Linked DNA regions of Mus musculus: regions 1 and 3 are each linked to region 2. Evidence: chromatin loops called from intact Hi-C (ENCODE). Cell type or tissue: heart. All regions are shown on one strand.

Evidence for each region. A loop is a pair of places that touch in the nucleus more often than their neighbours do. Peaks named below come from ENCODE experiments on the same cell type or tissue, not always from the same donor. Only the 100,000 strongest peaks of a DNase experiment are listed, where the experiment ranks them.
Region 1: a loop joins it to region 2, with 6 times the contacts of the local background. A loop is called at or near these places in 35 of 42 quality-filtered maps.
Region 3: it touches region 2 in a loop (4-fold over the local background); 21 of 42 quality-filtered maps call a loop at or near these places.

The regions. Positions count from the first base shown.
Region 1 is chr7:115,214,253-115,219,252 of GRCm38, forward strand. No RefSeq gene overlaps it. Among named protein-coding and RNA genes, the nearest start is that of Gm34282, 84 kb to the left of the region's middle. In heart, CTCF peaks have their summits at 2,669 (motif pointing right) and 2,889; a DNase peak (open chromatin) is centred at 2,759; H3K4me3 peaks cover 617 bases; H3K27ac peaks cover 2,639 bases.
Region 2 is chr7:116,030,014-116,035,013 of GRCm38, forward strand. The region is part of intron 1 of Sox6 (SRY (sex determining region Y)-box 6); the gene reads right to left. Sox6os (SRY (sex determining region Y)-box 6, opposite strand) reads left to right here and starts at 1,966. Exons shown (of 2, transcript NR_152104.1): 1 at 1,966-2,154; 2 at 2,307-2,537. In heart, CTCF peaks have their summits at 3,093 (motif pointing left), 3,880 and 4,080; DNase peaks (open chromatin) are centred at 1,168, 1,888, 3,928, 4,528 and 3 weaker places; H3K4me3 peaks cover 5,000 bases; H3K27ac peaks cover 5,000 bases.
Region 3 is chr7:115,364,787-115,369,786 of GRCm38, forward strand. No RefSeq gene overlaps it. Among named protein-coding and RNA genes, the nearest start is that of Gm45999, 31 kb to the right of the region's middle. In heart, a CTCF peak has its summit at 2,283 (motif pointing right); no DNase peak of the experiment used is centred here; H3K27ac peaks cover 248 bases.

The DNA.
Region 1 (5,000 bases), 820 kb before region 2:
GAGAGTTCAGGACTCTACGGAAAATCAAAGGTCCTTGTAGTAAACTCCGAAGGCCACGGCCCTACCTTATCTCTTGCTGGTGTCCTTTCCTCACCAAGCTTGGTCCATTTGGGTTTTCCCATGTTCTCCAGGCGGATCAAGATCTTCCCTGTTTTTTGGGCTATACGTCAGCTCTGGCTGATGTTGGCGACCCTCTTCTTTGCCTTCTTCACTTCATAACTCTCCATCTCTCCCTTTCTCTTTCTTTTCTTTTTTCCTGTCTCTTCTTCCCATGTCTTGTCTCACCTTATTTTAGTCTTTCCCACTTCTTTGTTTGTTTAGTTACTCTGCTGGTTAGGGTTCTTTTTTAAAGAACTAAATATAACACAGTGAGTTTCATTATGACATTTTTATATGTGTATGTCTTATCTTGTCCCCAAATTCCTATCTCACTTCATGCAACTAACTCCTACCTACCTTCATGCCTCTGTGTGTGTGTGAGTGTGTGTGTGTGTATGTGTGTGTGTGTGTGTGTGTGTGTGTGTGTGTGTGTGTGTGTAAACTAATGAGTTTAATTAGGGTTGCTTACAGGAGCATGGGTTTGAGCAGTTATTTTACAGGCGCTTGGGCACTTACCAGTGACTACACCACGGAAGAAAAAGATATCTCTCTCCTCCAGCAACTGCTAATCTTTGAGACAAGGTCTTGCCATGTAGCTCAGCTTGACTATAAACTCCAGATTCTCTTGGCCTCCATATTGCTGTTATTAACAGAGCACATCACTACCTGGTCCAGTTTGTTTTTCTTTCATCTTTTGTTTTTTATAATCAGGTCTATTGAACTGTACTTTGCATGCAATACCATCCCCTCCCTCTGAGAATGCAGACCTCTGGGCTTTGACTTGTATGTGCACACATTCAGCAAGACTGAGATCATGTGCCTGTTCCCCTTCATAGCTAGGCTCCTCCGTATACCCCAGGAAGCCACCATTTACCTCTTTCATACTTCAAGTTTGCATCAGACCACCTTCGACACAGACACCTCTCATTCAGAGCCCTATGCTGGCCCCATCTGCAGAAGGCCCACCCCACACCCCATACTTCTTTCAGATACCTTGGATATTCTTGCTTTAATATTCACTTCATCTGTACATCTATTTGTTGGGGTTGTTTTGGAAACAGAATCTCACTCACTGTATAGCCCCTTGCATTCTCTACATGGCCTTGAATTTTTAATGTAGACCAGCCTGGCCTCCAACTTCCTACAACCCTCTGCCTCTGCCTCCCAAGTGCAGAAATTGTAGGAATGTGGCCCCATGCCTGACTCATTTGTTCTGTCTTCATTTAACCCTATAAACTCTGTGAATGAAAGGTCTCAGTCTTCAGTTTCAGTCTTCAGTTCCACCCTTTTAACCCCAGAGCATTGTGTGTAGAACATTTATTGAATGGATAGACAGATAGATGGATGGATAGGTAGATAGGTAGGTAGGTAGGTAGGTAGGTAGGTAGATAGATAGATAGATAGATAGATAGATAGATAGATAGATAGATAGATACATGGTACTACTTTCTCCTGTGCAAGTAGCTATGATTGATAGCGTGACTGATTCTGAAATGATTTTAGCACTTAGGGAGCTAAAAGATGAAGGGAAATCTTGTGATAGTATGCAGATAATTGGAGCCTTGAATAATCCCTTACTATGCACTTGTAAAGCATCTACTGAATGCCAGGCTCGTTCCTGGTCCTTCGTATATCGTCATTCATTTCATACTATGACCAACTGTATGGAAAGCATGGTCGTTTTAGATTTAAAGATGAATAATATTGAGTATTTTTTTAAAAAAAAAAAGGGTTAAATAACTTCTGGCCAGCCAGAGTGCAATCAGATGCAGTAGTAATTTCAAGCTGAAGTTTTATCTGGTTCCAGAAAGAGAGACCTAAGAGAAAGACCATGAGGAAAGAGAGAAGAGAAGGGCCACGGGGAAAGAAGGTAGAGAGACTACGTGGAGAAACCCTGAGACAGTGTGTCCAGAAGAAGTCCTGATGAGCAGGTCACTGAGGGATTCACCATCAGTTCACCAGGAGAGAACAGACATAGGCAATGCTCGGACCAGAGCAAGATGGTGAGACTCAGCTTGAAGGTAAAGGGCCCTGGGGCTGAGCAACAGATAGCTTAGACTGTTAGAATAGATGAATACCTGCCAAGTCACAGAGGTTAAAGCTTGGTAATCAACTTAATAGATCTTTGTGTCAATTATTTGGGAAGTAGGACAAGAACACATACGACTTCAACTTTTAAATTACTACTACAGACAGGACTTCGGGCCCAAACAACACGTGTAATAGTTAAGACAAAGTAACATTAGGGCAAGTAAAAGAGAAAAAGGTTGAAGGCATGCCCTGGTCAGGGAGGTCAGACTCCAGCACAGATTAAGGTCTAACCAGGAGAATCAGAAATGGGAACATTCACTGTAAATTTTACATCTGATCCTTTCTGAGGAACCTTTTAACCCCAGGGGAAACCTTTTCAGACCTCCCAGGTGTCACCCAAGTAAGATATAGCACAAGGGTTCAAGAGGTCTGGTAGAATTGTTCCCACACAACGCAGTTCCGGAACACTCTGGAAACTGAGGCTTTAAGCAGATGCACCCAGAGTCGCTGCTCTGGCTCCCCAAGGACACTTCCAAGAGGCTTGCAGTTCTCATCTATGGACAGTAGGTGGCAGTAGGTCGTGAGAAATGTGGGTTCTCCTGGGCCCTGGCTATGGAGACCTAGCCTGCAGAAAAACGCGGCTGGGCTTGAGTTGCGCCTGGGAGCACACCCCCCGGGGGGGGGGGGGGGGGAGTGGGCCGCACTGCCCAGGTCAGCGAGGATCTTGCGGGTGGGGGCTCCATTGGCTCCTGCAGCGTTGTAGTCATGGGGAGTTCCCAAAGAGCGCCCAACCCATCCTGCCTCCCCCATCAGACCTTGTGCCAGGCGTGGATTCCCCTGCCTGGGCAGACAACCTGGTTTTGTTGTTGTTTGGTGGGAGAGGGGAGCGCGGAGGGAGCACAAAAGTTTACTTTTTATTTTCTAAGCTAAAGAATAAACCTCTGTTCAGGGGGACATGGCTGTATCCATATAGCTCACGTCTGGCTGCACAGAAGTGAGGTGTGCTTTTTCCTTCCCGTGGTACCAATGCCTGATGGGGTTCCCTGGGGGAGACACCTGTTTTATCCAGACCTCTGGTCTGCACTTACAACAAGGATCTCATGGCGCTGTTGTCTTGACCTTAGTAGCAGCCAGCTTTGCACCACTTGGATGCAGTATGTCCCAGCAGGGCAGTGGCTGAGAAGCTGCAAATATGATTCTCTCAGGACCTGGCCTCTTGGCTCTACCAGGACCTGGGCATTAGCCTACCCAGGCTGGATCTAGACCTCTGAATACTCTTTCATTTAACACCTGCACAAATCCTGCCATCCTCCCTTCCACCCCTCCCACATTGAAAGAGTCTCTCTCTCTCTCTCTCTCTCTCTCTCTCTCTCTCTCTCTCTCTCTCTCTCTCTCTCTCTCTCCTGGCAAACTCTTACAGTTGCCATAAGGCAAGTGGAGACTGAACACGGAGATCTCTGGGTGAGTATTTGTTAAAGGTTACAGAGCCAGTAGTCCAGTGCCTGACCTCAAACCCCAGGCTTCAAGGCATCCTTCACCTCCCACCCCTCTGCCTGCCAACAACAGGGCTGCTTCCGGGGCTCCCGGGCCAGGCCAGCCAAGGAAGCACAGACAGCCCCAGTGCATCTTTCTCTCTCGATCAGTGGGCAAATTAATTCACGCTATCTTTACATTATGTATAATGCTGCATGATTTTATTTTGCTTCATTCCCGAAATCTTTTACAGTAATTAGTAGCCGAGTAAAATATAAAAATTAATGCAATATAACACTTTAATGGTAATAATACACCATCCTGTCTAATTAATAAAATCTGTTGTTTCCAAGCACGGTTATTTATTTGACAAATTGATGGCACACATCCTGTTCATATCCCCTTTCCCGGCTCCCATCCTTTCAGTTTATTGAATAAAATTGTATCAGGAAAATAAACAGATTGTCTTCTGACCTGACAAGCGAGTGAGGAAAAACCCCTCACTCACACAGCCCTAATTGTTCTCAACAATATTCGCTAACATGCATCAAGAGGGCTTGGAAATGAAGCCTCATTTCCTAGCTCCTGTATTTTTTCCATTTAATTTAAATCTTTATAATTGTGTCTTCTTATTTTTTAGGGACTGGGGACCTAGCGAGTTTGAGGGGTGAGCTTTGTCCCTGTGGGCTGTCATTCTGATGGCCTTAACAAGCAGGGATGGTTCCCACTCTGCATAGAGATCAGAGTGGAGAGCTAGGCTCTTCTGAGCCCTGGTGGAGCACACTGAAGTCACCTCCAATGTGGCAGAAGAGGACCAGATAGGGAGCCGGGGACAGTCATATTGGAGGACTGTCATTAGGGATTAAAAGGGACATGGAAGGAGGGGTTCGGGCAGGATTCTGAGGCTTGGTGACGTCTGCTGGTGGGAGTGGAGCAGGGAACAATGTCCAGCCCGAGCGAGCATGTGCCGTTGGAACAGAGTGCTGATCTAATTACAGAGCCACTCTGTGCTCCCTCTCTCATGTAAGACAGGACGTTTATATGCTAAGTGTGAAAACATGAAAGCCTTAAGCTATAAATAGAACGGCAGAGATGGAGGGAGACGCACACAGAGGAAGAGAAGGCAGAAAGAGGAAGTAAAGGAGAGACTTGCCCCTTGCAGGTTAATTTCTAGCGTTTTTCCCTGAAAGAAAAATGATGTGCTGTGGTTGGTGTTCAGGAAGAGCCCCCGTCACCAGCTTTTAAGCTACATTTACTGCAAGAGAAAAGGCCCCCAAGTGCACACACGTGAGGACTCATCCGCTCTGGTGAAGTGACTTCTACACCAGAGAGACATCCACACAGAGACACAGAGTGCAGCCATGTGTGAGCGTGACTATGGAGTCCACACCACTGAA
Region 2 (5,000 bases):
TGCCTAATTCTGAGTGCTGAATTCCACAGCGAGTGCCCAGGGTGGCAGAGGGATGACAGAGGAAAGGTCATGTTTGAAGCTGCACAAGTCTGGTCTGCACAGGGCCACAAGCCTTAAAGCTGGCCTCAGGCTAGGATGTCCCGGGAAGCTCAACAGGAAACTAGCATCCATCTGAGCAGACAGGGAGACAAAGCTCTGCTCTAAGAACCCCAAGCTGAACAGGAATGAGAAGGGAAACAACAGATCTGCCCAGCTCCCAGGTCCACTAGCAGCCCCAAGCAACTAGGCCTGAAGCGGGAGCAGAAACTACAATCAGGCACTGACACTAAATTATTGTGATAGACCTCTGAGAGTGGGGGAAGCAGGGAGACAAGTGAGCAGATCTGAAGTCTCTTCCCAAGCCAAGTCACACAGTGCCAAGACTGGCTGATCCCAATAGATGAGTGCACACAGAGTGTTTGAGCAGATTCTCCAGGGCAGCATGTGGGTAGGATGTGGCCAGGTTTGTTCTGTTTCCCCTTTCCCCATCCAGTCTGCAACCTGCCGCTGATGTTGGGTACCTTCTCCTAACCAGCACTTGCCCCTTAGCTGAAAACTACGAAAAACTGGAGAAGGAGAAAAGGCAAAAATCAAAAGCGAGATTTCATGGTCAGTCTTCCTAGCCAGGGCCTCTCCAGGCTCTCCTGGCCGGTTAGGCTTCCCTTGGGAATCCTGTAATCCAGAGCTGAACTGAGCTACTCAAGTCAGCCAAGCCCGTGCCTATGGGCCTTGGGGATGAGGTGCTGAGTACGCAGGCTAATTATACATGTGGCATTTGGGCAGCCAACTGTCCAGTTGACACCTTACCTTATGAGGAAGCGTCCTCCCCACCAACTGTTCAAAACAAAATGCCATCTCGGGATCAGCTTCGCCTGCTCTGGGCCGGTTCAGGGTTCCCTCTCCTACCGCCTCTCGCCTCTCCAACCTAACACAAGAATGTGGCCTAGGGAGGCCAGTCGCAGGCAGGCAGGCCCGCCAGGGTTGGGGGGACAGGCGGGGCGGGCCTTGCCAGGTGTCTGTCCTGTCCCCCCTCACTGTGGACCAGCTCGGGAACGTAACCACTTGACCTTTTTATTCACCGAACCCACCTTCTAGAAATAGACTGGGCGGGGCTGTGTCTGTTCTCGGACCAGGGGGAAAACCCGGACATGTGACTACAAAGGACAGAAGAGAGGAGACCCTGGTGGGCGGGGGGAAGGGGCATTCTCTCCACTGGGTTGCTGGCTGGGCGGTTCCGTGAGGGCCAAAAGCCAAGCCACTGGAGTTCACCCTGGAGCCCAGCGTCCAGGACCGAGAAGTCACCAGAACTCCCTCTCAGACATTGAAACTGGAGGTCCGGAGCCCAATCTATTGTGCCGCTGGGACAGTTTCGGACTATCTTGAGACTGAAACTTCAAGTGCGGCCCTTACAGGAGGCAACTCGCAGAAGCAGCCTAGAACAGCCCATCTTGCTAACTAGCAGCCCTGCCAGCCCAGTAAATGACTTATTTTAGACCACAAACTGGAGTCGCTGCCGATAACTGGTCATTCACACAAACAAACATTTTCAAACTTGGTCAGAGTCAGACAAGCTTAAATAAAACTCATAATACGCCGGAAACGACCACCTTTTATCTATCCGAACACACCAATTCTTTTTATCTTAAAGCTGCGCGGACCCGGAGCCAGTCTGTCCTCCGCAGAGCCCGGCCGTTCCTTTGCATTTGCAGCAGTTCAGCCCCAGCAGCCTTTGCACAAACCCGGGTCCTTCTTCGTACTGCCCTTTAAGGGAGAAAGCCGAAAGCAGCTCCCCCGGGGCAGGCGAGCCTCGCCAACACCGCCTCCCGCCCAGGGCCCAGCCGGTGCTCCGAACATCGGCCCGCAGCGGGCAGCCAGTAGCGGGCCGGGCAGAGAGCCTAGAGGGACGAAGGTTGCGGGTCAGGCTCTGAGCCGAGGGTGCCGGCTGAAGCGCAGAGGACCTGGAAGCCGAACCCGCGCGAGCCTTACGGGGCTGTCCCTCGCCCACGCCGTCAGCGGGCCAGCCTGCGCAGCAAGCGTGCTGAGCAAAAAGGACCACCGTTGGGTTGCAAACTGCCTTGGAGTTCGGTTTGTGTACTGCTGAGAGGACCATTAAAAGTAAAGTGCAATAGTGGAGGGAGCAAGGGGAACTGGAACTCGAGCGTCCCGGGAAAGTCGTGGGAAGCCCCGGTGGTGGAGGGCGAGGAGGGAGCGCGCGGCTTCTAGCCACCCGGGTTTTCTTTAATCCTCCGGGTAAATTTCACCCCTAGCGCGGAGAGCTACGAAGATCCTGGAGTCCCGCCCGCCCTAGGCCAGCGTCAACCCCACAACTAGCCAACGATCCCAGTCCGAAATGGGGGAGGTTCAGAAGCCCTGCGGGTCCTCCCGGCCCCTGAGCCACAGCCTGGCTAACACTGACGCCTCTTAGAACTGCGGCGGCGCAGTCACACGGCAAATCGACACTTTTCAAGAAAACAAAATATTCATTCTCTAACAAAACTAACTTCGCATTGAGTTTCTATTGGGGGAGAGGGGTTAACTCGGCCCTAAAGGAAGCCCGTTTTGTCCAGGTTAGATTTTGTCTACTTATGGATCAGCCGTTGGGTGAGGGTTTAATTTATGGCTTATGCATTCTTTTAAGGTCGATTTACATGACCTCCGGCTACAACTAAGATTGCCGAAGAGGGCACTCCAGTCGTCAGTCGGCCAAACCCACAATTACAACAGCCCTCCCCCACCTTCTGTGGCTCAGACTCCCCTGGCAATCTAAACTGTTCTCTCTCTCTCTCTCTCTCTCTCTCTCTCTCTCTCCCTCTCCCCCCTCTCCCCCCTCTCCCCTCTCCCCTCTTCCCCCTCTCCCCTCTCTCCCCTCTCTCCCTCTCCCCATCCTTTCCTCCTCCACCTTTCTCTTGTTTCTTCTTTTTTATGACTTTACTTTTTGATATTATGAATAACATAAAATATCACTTTGAAAGTTTCGCTAAAACTTTCTCAAAACCCAAGCAAGCATGCCGCGATGAAAGATCCAGTGTTCACAAAGCCCTCAAGATGTTGCCCTCTTGTGGGTACAAAGGGCATTGCCATCCAAGAGCCCCATCTGAACCCTAAGCTGGAGAATAGAAAGAGCGAGGGAAAGGGAGAGAGGGGAGGAAGAGGAGAGAGAGGGGAGGGGGAGGGAGAAGGAGAGAGAGAGAGAGAGAGAGAGAGAGAGAGAGAGAGAGAGAGAGAGAGAGAGAGAGAGAGAGAGAGAGAGAAACACTAACACAACACAGTAGGCACACCAACTTCTTCCATCCCACACTTGTGCGAACTTCCATGAAATACCTACCTCGAACTTTACGGAGACTTAACAATTCACTCTCTAAGCCACCTGACTTCTTTTTCATCTCATTCCCACTTCTATAGATTATCTACTTGGGGAGGCGAAGGTGGAGGAATTAGGTGGGCCAAGAGGGCAGACAGATTTCCGGACGAATACTTGCGATGGCGATAACACTTCTGCTGTCAAAGGTGGCTTTGGCTGTCTCTCCCTGCCCTTTTGCCTCGGTGTCCTACGCACAGTTATCTGCGGCTACAACATGTGTTTTCTCGGAGTGATTTGGGGAAGGGGTGGGGGCAAGAAAACCAGAAACCCGCCACGCAGATCTGTCACCGCCTCCGGAGTAAGGCACAACTCTCCGAGAGAGGCAGGCATCCTGAGGAACAGGGTGTCCACAGCAAGGGAGCGGCGCCGGGCCCCTTTCTCTACCTCGACTCGCCCGCTTGCCTGCCCGCCGGCGAGCACCCTCCTCCCAGTCCCCTCCCGGCCAGCCGCGGCTCTGCCAAAGGCTGCGCTCGACTGCCTCGCGTCCCTCCGCTGTCCCACCCCAGCCGCCGTCCCCGTACAGAGAAACTAACCCCAGAGGTGCCGGGAAGGGCAGGAGTGGGAGGCGCTGAGGCCAGTGCCCAGCCTAACGCGGGGCTCCTGTCCCCTGCCCCCTACGGCGCCCCAACAGGTAGCTATGACTGCTGCTCTCTCACTCAGCCTCCCTCGCTCTCTTAATTCGCTCGCTCCGTCCCGGTTACCTGGGCGGGCTCCAGGATGGTACCTCTCGGGAGGGTTCCTTGTGCGCTGCGCCGCGGGAGTAAAAGACATTAAAGAAAAAGGGAAAGATACAAATTTTAAAAATTAAAGAAAGGGGAGTCGGTGCTAAGTCAATTAGCTGAGCCTGGGGAGCAAGGGAGCAGGTCCCCAGCGCTGCGGCCCCGGCCCGCCGCCCGTTAACTCAAGTCTGCGGGGGTGTCCTGTCCCGGGCCCTGGGGGGAGCGCTGAGCGCACAAGTTTGCTGCCGGGGTGCCAGGAGGTGCACGCGGAGCCGGGTGACAGGGGGCTTTCCCCCTTGAAACAAGTGAAGGCGATGGTTAGTGCTGTCAATCTTGGCAATCAGTGTGAGCGGCCATGTCGTAAGTATTCAAAGCATTTCCCGTCGTGCAACATCAGAAAGTGAGTGGCCAGGGCATTGATCTGAGCGAGGGAGAGGAGGCAGGGCTCCCCTCCCAGACAACACAGGCAAGATGAGACAAGAGGCGAAGGAGGCAGCAAGCCAGGCGGGGCGGCTGGGAGGGAGGGGGAAGGGCCGGGGAAGAAGGGAGGGGAGAGCAGGAGGCAGAGGCAAGAGCAAGCCTCTGAGAGAGGAGGGCAGAGAGATCGGCTAGAGCAGAGACTGGAATTAGAGAACGCGCCCGGGACGCAGAGAGTGAAGCAACGGCTACAGGGGCATGAAGAGGAGGGCGATTCCGGGCAAGAGGGGCCAAGGAACAAGAACTAGGTGAGGGAGAAGCAGGCTGAAAAGAAAGGACCGAGGGAGCATTGCTAGGGACTGGGATTGCTGGAGAAGGAACCAAGAAAAAGGTAAAGTGAAGCGGGAGAGAGGTAGGAAGCTCTGAGGAAAAGAGGAGCAAAGGCGAAGGATGAGGACGTCAAT
Region 3 (5,000 bases), 670 kb before region 2:
AAAAACAAACAAAATCCTTAACCACCCATTTGATGAGATACACCCTTCAGTATCCCTGCTGCTGGCTGGGTCTGTTCTGGGCTTAGCGATTGAGACTTTGATCATGCTATGCACAGGTTTGACCTGGCACCTGTGCTGCCACTTCTAGTAGTTGCTGAGAATACTCAAAAGATGCTGAACCGCCTCGTGCTAGAGCAGGGCTGGGTAAGGACTCTGCCACGGGTACCTCACACTTTCCCAGTGACTCAATGAGATATATATTCCGTGAATATCTTTCAATTCTAGATTGTTTTCCTTTTAGAGAACTTCTGAACATCTCCCCTAATACTATATTTTTTTCAAAAATTATATGTCAGGCTAGAAAGATGGTGCAGTCTGGCAAACAGTTGCTTCATAAGCATGAAGAACTGAGCTTGGTACCCTGAACACCTATGTAAAAGAATTATGGTCCAGGCTATGGAGAGGTACAGAAATTACATCGATCCCTACACTGGATATTTTCTTTAAAGCAAAGTCTCACTATGTACCCAAGGCTAGTCTCAAACTCAAGACCCTGATAACTCAGTTTCCTGAGGGCTGGGACTGCAGGTGTGTCCCAATGTTCAGCTCTAGACATGCCCTTTATGGTGCCAATTTCTACACAGCCTCTGCCCCTGAACAATATTTCCTATGTATTTGCTAAGTGGAGTAGCTTCAAGTTATTCTTAATGCCGGGTGGCTGGCAATAGGATTGCCAATGTCAGACTCACTTGTCCATTGGTCCATGAGGTTGTCAGAAAAGATGCTTTCTACAGTTACACCCTCAGACTTAGGATCTGGTTGGAACCAATGAGTACAGAGATAACTTGAATCAAGGACTTCACTGCCCAGGAGAAAAAAAAGACCACAAGGGTCCACAGGGACTTCTTGGTTTAAAATATAAATTGCTTTCAGGTGAGGTTCTCACCCATCCTTGCACTGAATCTCTGTGACATTATGATTGTCTGTTGCTTGCCATAAGGCCTGAGTGATGCTTGCCCAGAAGGCTCCTATAGCACTGTGACACTCATCTTTGCCCTGCTCTCTGAAGAGAGTTAAACTATGGCTGTGTAAGTAGATGGGAAACACTTAGGGCATGGAGGTGTCTTACAAGATTTATGAACGTTTAGAGACTGAGAACACATGTGCATACATATGCCCAGCTCTCACACCCACCTCTGGCACTCTGTGCATTCTCTAAACCCACTCACAACTTCTGCTGGTCCAGCCAGGTCATTCGGACACACTCACTTGTGCAAAGGGATAGCTCTGTTCCTACCTCTCCCTGCCCCCACCCCAAGCCTTCCTGAGAATTGTTCTGTTAAAAATAAAATGCTATCATTGTGCCCATGGCTGGCCCCAGGCTAAAGTGGGAAGTGGGAGAAGCTTGCATTTGACTTTCCCCAACCTCTCTCAGACTCTCCCTCCTGCAGCTGCCAGCTGCACCCCTGACCTAGCTTTTCCCATCCCACTGTGCCTCCATTAGAAACCACCCTGTCTGGCTGCCACTCCTCCGGGCCTTGCTCTCAGCTTGAAAAATGCCAGTGGGTTTTCCTTAATAGGACTTTTCTAAGAGACGGAGACTTAACCCTCAAATGCTGTCAAGTTGGAATGATGTCTTGGGCCAGAAAGAACCCTATCCATTTAAGGAAACTGAGAGACACACCCAGGCAGTCCTAAGCCACCATGCCAGCCATCGCTTTGAGCACTAAGCCCTGAGCTGGTGCCCCTTGCTCCTTTTGTGGCCTTTTGTGCTTCTGGCTCCAAGATTCCCTGCCTTCCATTTCCCATACAAAGTTCTCCCTCTCGATTTGGCCTCAGTCCACAATGATACAGTTCTTAGCATGGCTACCCCTCCCGTTCCTCACATCCCTCCAACCCTGCCTAGCCCCTGAGGCAAACCATACCCTTACTCTACATCTTGCCAGTCTCCCCTCCTGCAGGATCTGGGCAGAAGTAGCTCAATAGCAGGAGTCCCAGATCTTAATAGAAAACAGGTAAGCACCTGATCAATACTCATAGCTCATATCCTAAAGACACTGCATTTCTCTGCTTTGAGTCTCCATCTGTAAACCACCAATAATAGTGATCACTCCTCGATGTTCTTTCAAGGTCACTTGTGGGTACTTATAGACATGAACCTGTTCACCACAGAATATGTGTTCTGAATCGTGTCCAGTCACGGGATCAGTTATGTTCCTGGCAGTAATGTTCTGGGAACTCTAGGCCAGGCCCTGCAAATGAATTGTGGCATGGGTCGCTTGGCCAGATGGGGGCAGCAGAGAGCTATCTGAGGGTCAAACTGGGACCCATGGGGCCACCTGGGGGTCCAAAGTAGACAGCCAGGACCCAAGGCCTGAGACCAAGCAGGGCAAGCTAGACAAGAAATAGAGCTAGGAAGATCCGCTACTGAAGTGCCTCCCCGTAGTGTACTGCTCCTCCCTCTACCTGCACAGATTGCCTGTCACCATTTGCTAAGGCTGATCTTTCTTAACAGTGTGTTCCCTCCCAACTGACACATTTGTGAGCAAGGACACAACTGTGAGCAGGGAAAAGGTGAATGTCCTTAGGTAAGGGTCCACGGATTTCAGGAACCAACCATGGAGCAAGCATGGGCCTTCTCCTCATTCAATAGCTGAACCATCCTTCATAAGCTTGTCTTCCCTTCTCTCTTGACTCCTAAGAATGCTGTCTGGTGTAATCCCACCTCGCCTGTCAGAATCCTGTCTGCTTTCCATATTTAACTCAAATGTTCTCCTTGTTAGGCCGTCTGCCTGGATTTGGCCAGTACCTAACTAGAAACATCTCTCTTTGGATATCTCTCAGCTCTCCACATCAGATTTTCCACTGATATCTGTGGCTGTCAGCATCTCGTCCAGAGTGATAAATGATGGCATTGCTTCCCCTGGGATGCAGGAAGTTCTGTCACAATCTGTCTCCTCTAGGACAGGAGTCATGGTGGCTTCCTCATCCCCTGCTGAAGATTATAGAAAGAGAATAAATGGAGAGCGCCTGGAGCTAGCCTGGCAGTGGCAAGGACATGGGGACTGTCTTGTCACTACACTATCTTAATGTCACTATTATAGAGGGGCTTTGCTCCACAGTGACCCACGATGTAAGGTCTTAAGTATTCAACTTGCCCTCAAGACAAGCCCTGGATTGTAAAACACCACCAACAATAACAACAATAATCGAGGCCAGCAAGATGGCTCAACAAGTAAAGGTGCTTGCCTCCAAGCCTGAAGACCCGAGGACCCACATGATGGGAGGAGAGAAATGACTTCTGCAAACTGTCCTCTGATTCATCAGCACTGTGGCACACATGTGTGTATACGTGAACACACACAGAATCAGTAAAAAGTAATAAAAATTTTAAAACAACAGGAACCACTTGTCTGGGGGCAGGTCTAGTAATTTCAAGCCACAGAATCACTGGAAAAGCCAGACACACACACACACACACACACACACACACACACACACACACACATACACACACACATTCCACCAAGGCAGCAAACTATGACAGTGACAAGAGAAGAAAACTTTTTTTGTTGTTATTTAGAAAGATAGTGATGTTTTCAATAAAAATTTCAACCCAGAAATTAAAATTTAAACAACATAAGTGCCTGGGAGAACCAAGCAGCAGCAAGCGGACCCTTAATGGCAAGATGCATAGCCTTTATTTTTTAATGTGGAGAAGGAAAGGATTTATCATTAAAGTTTAAAAATAATCAGAATCTCAGAATCAAAATCCCTTTTGTTCCAGCGGGCTGGCAGCGCTGAGGGAGTGATTGTGTGTGCTGAGTGGGTGTCCAGGAAACAGTAGTCATTTATGTGTGTGTGACAGGAGTCGTGTCCAAATCTAAATTTAAGCAAGTGTTGGCCTTCTTGGGTTGTATAGTTTTTTGGATAAATTAGCTCAAACTAAGCGTTGGACTTGCTTGTGTGCGCTCTCTTCCCTCTGTCTCCTCACCCATTCTCTCCCCTGTGTTTAATAATTATAACACTTGAGCCAAAAATTTGCTGGCCAGCTGCAGTGGCCTAACCGTCTGTTTCACTCATTATTTCTAGAACTTGATACAATCACAGCCTTTGAGCAAATTAGAGTAATATTTGGTGTGTTGGTATTCTGTCCCTACTCTCCCCCCCAGCTCGCTGATGTGAGACACAGACAGTTTGTGCATATCATACTAGAGAATTCCATCTTCTCAGCTCCTACAAGCCATAGTACCCATTGATGTGTCTGCCCTGTTCCCTACCACAGTGTGGGAAGGAGAGACAGCTTGGGTAAAGCCTAGTGTGTAAGAGTCAGACAGCTTAGCTCTGCTTCTAAACCTTGTGTGGCCTTGGCTCACCAGACTAACTTCTCTGAATTTCTTTCTTCCTTCATTTCTTCCCTTCCTTCCTTCCTTCCTTCCTTCCTTCCTTCCTTCCTTCCTTCCTTCCTTCCTCCCTCCCTCCCTCCCTCCCTCTCTCTCTCTCTCTCTCTCTCTCAATCTTAAACACATGGCAACACTGGTTATGACAGAGGGGCTGAAGGCAAACTTTTGGTGTTCAAGAACTGTAAAGTTGTTTCTACAGATATGTGTGGTGTGCATGTGTGCATTGTGGAGGCTGGGCAAGGTACAGGGTGCATGTGGAAGGTAGAGAACCACTCACAGAAATTGTTTTCCTTCTACCATGTGGGCCCTGGGGAATCAAACTCGGGATTGATAGCAAGTGCCTTTGTCCACTGAGCCATCTCCCCCATCCTTGATGTCAAATCATACGTCTACTACCTTCTAAGCAACATTGGACAAATTATTTAATTTCTGGCCCTCGATACCTTCATCGGGAAAAATAAGTGTAGCAACATCATCTGTAGCCTGAAGTTTGTGGGGAGGGGTGTGTGGAAGGGGGAAGTTAATTAAAATAGGTGGAAAGAGGAAAATCCACACTCCTCAAGTTTAAACTCTATAAGGCTGTGGGGTCCTTCCTGC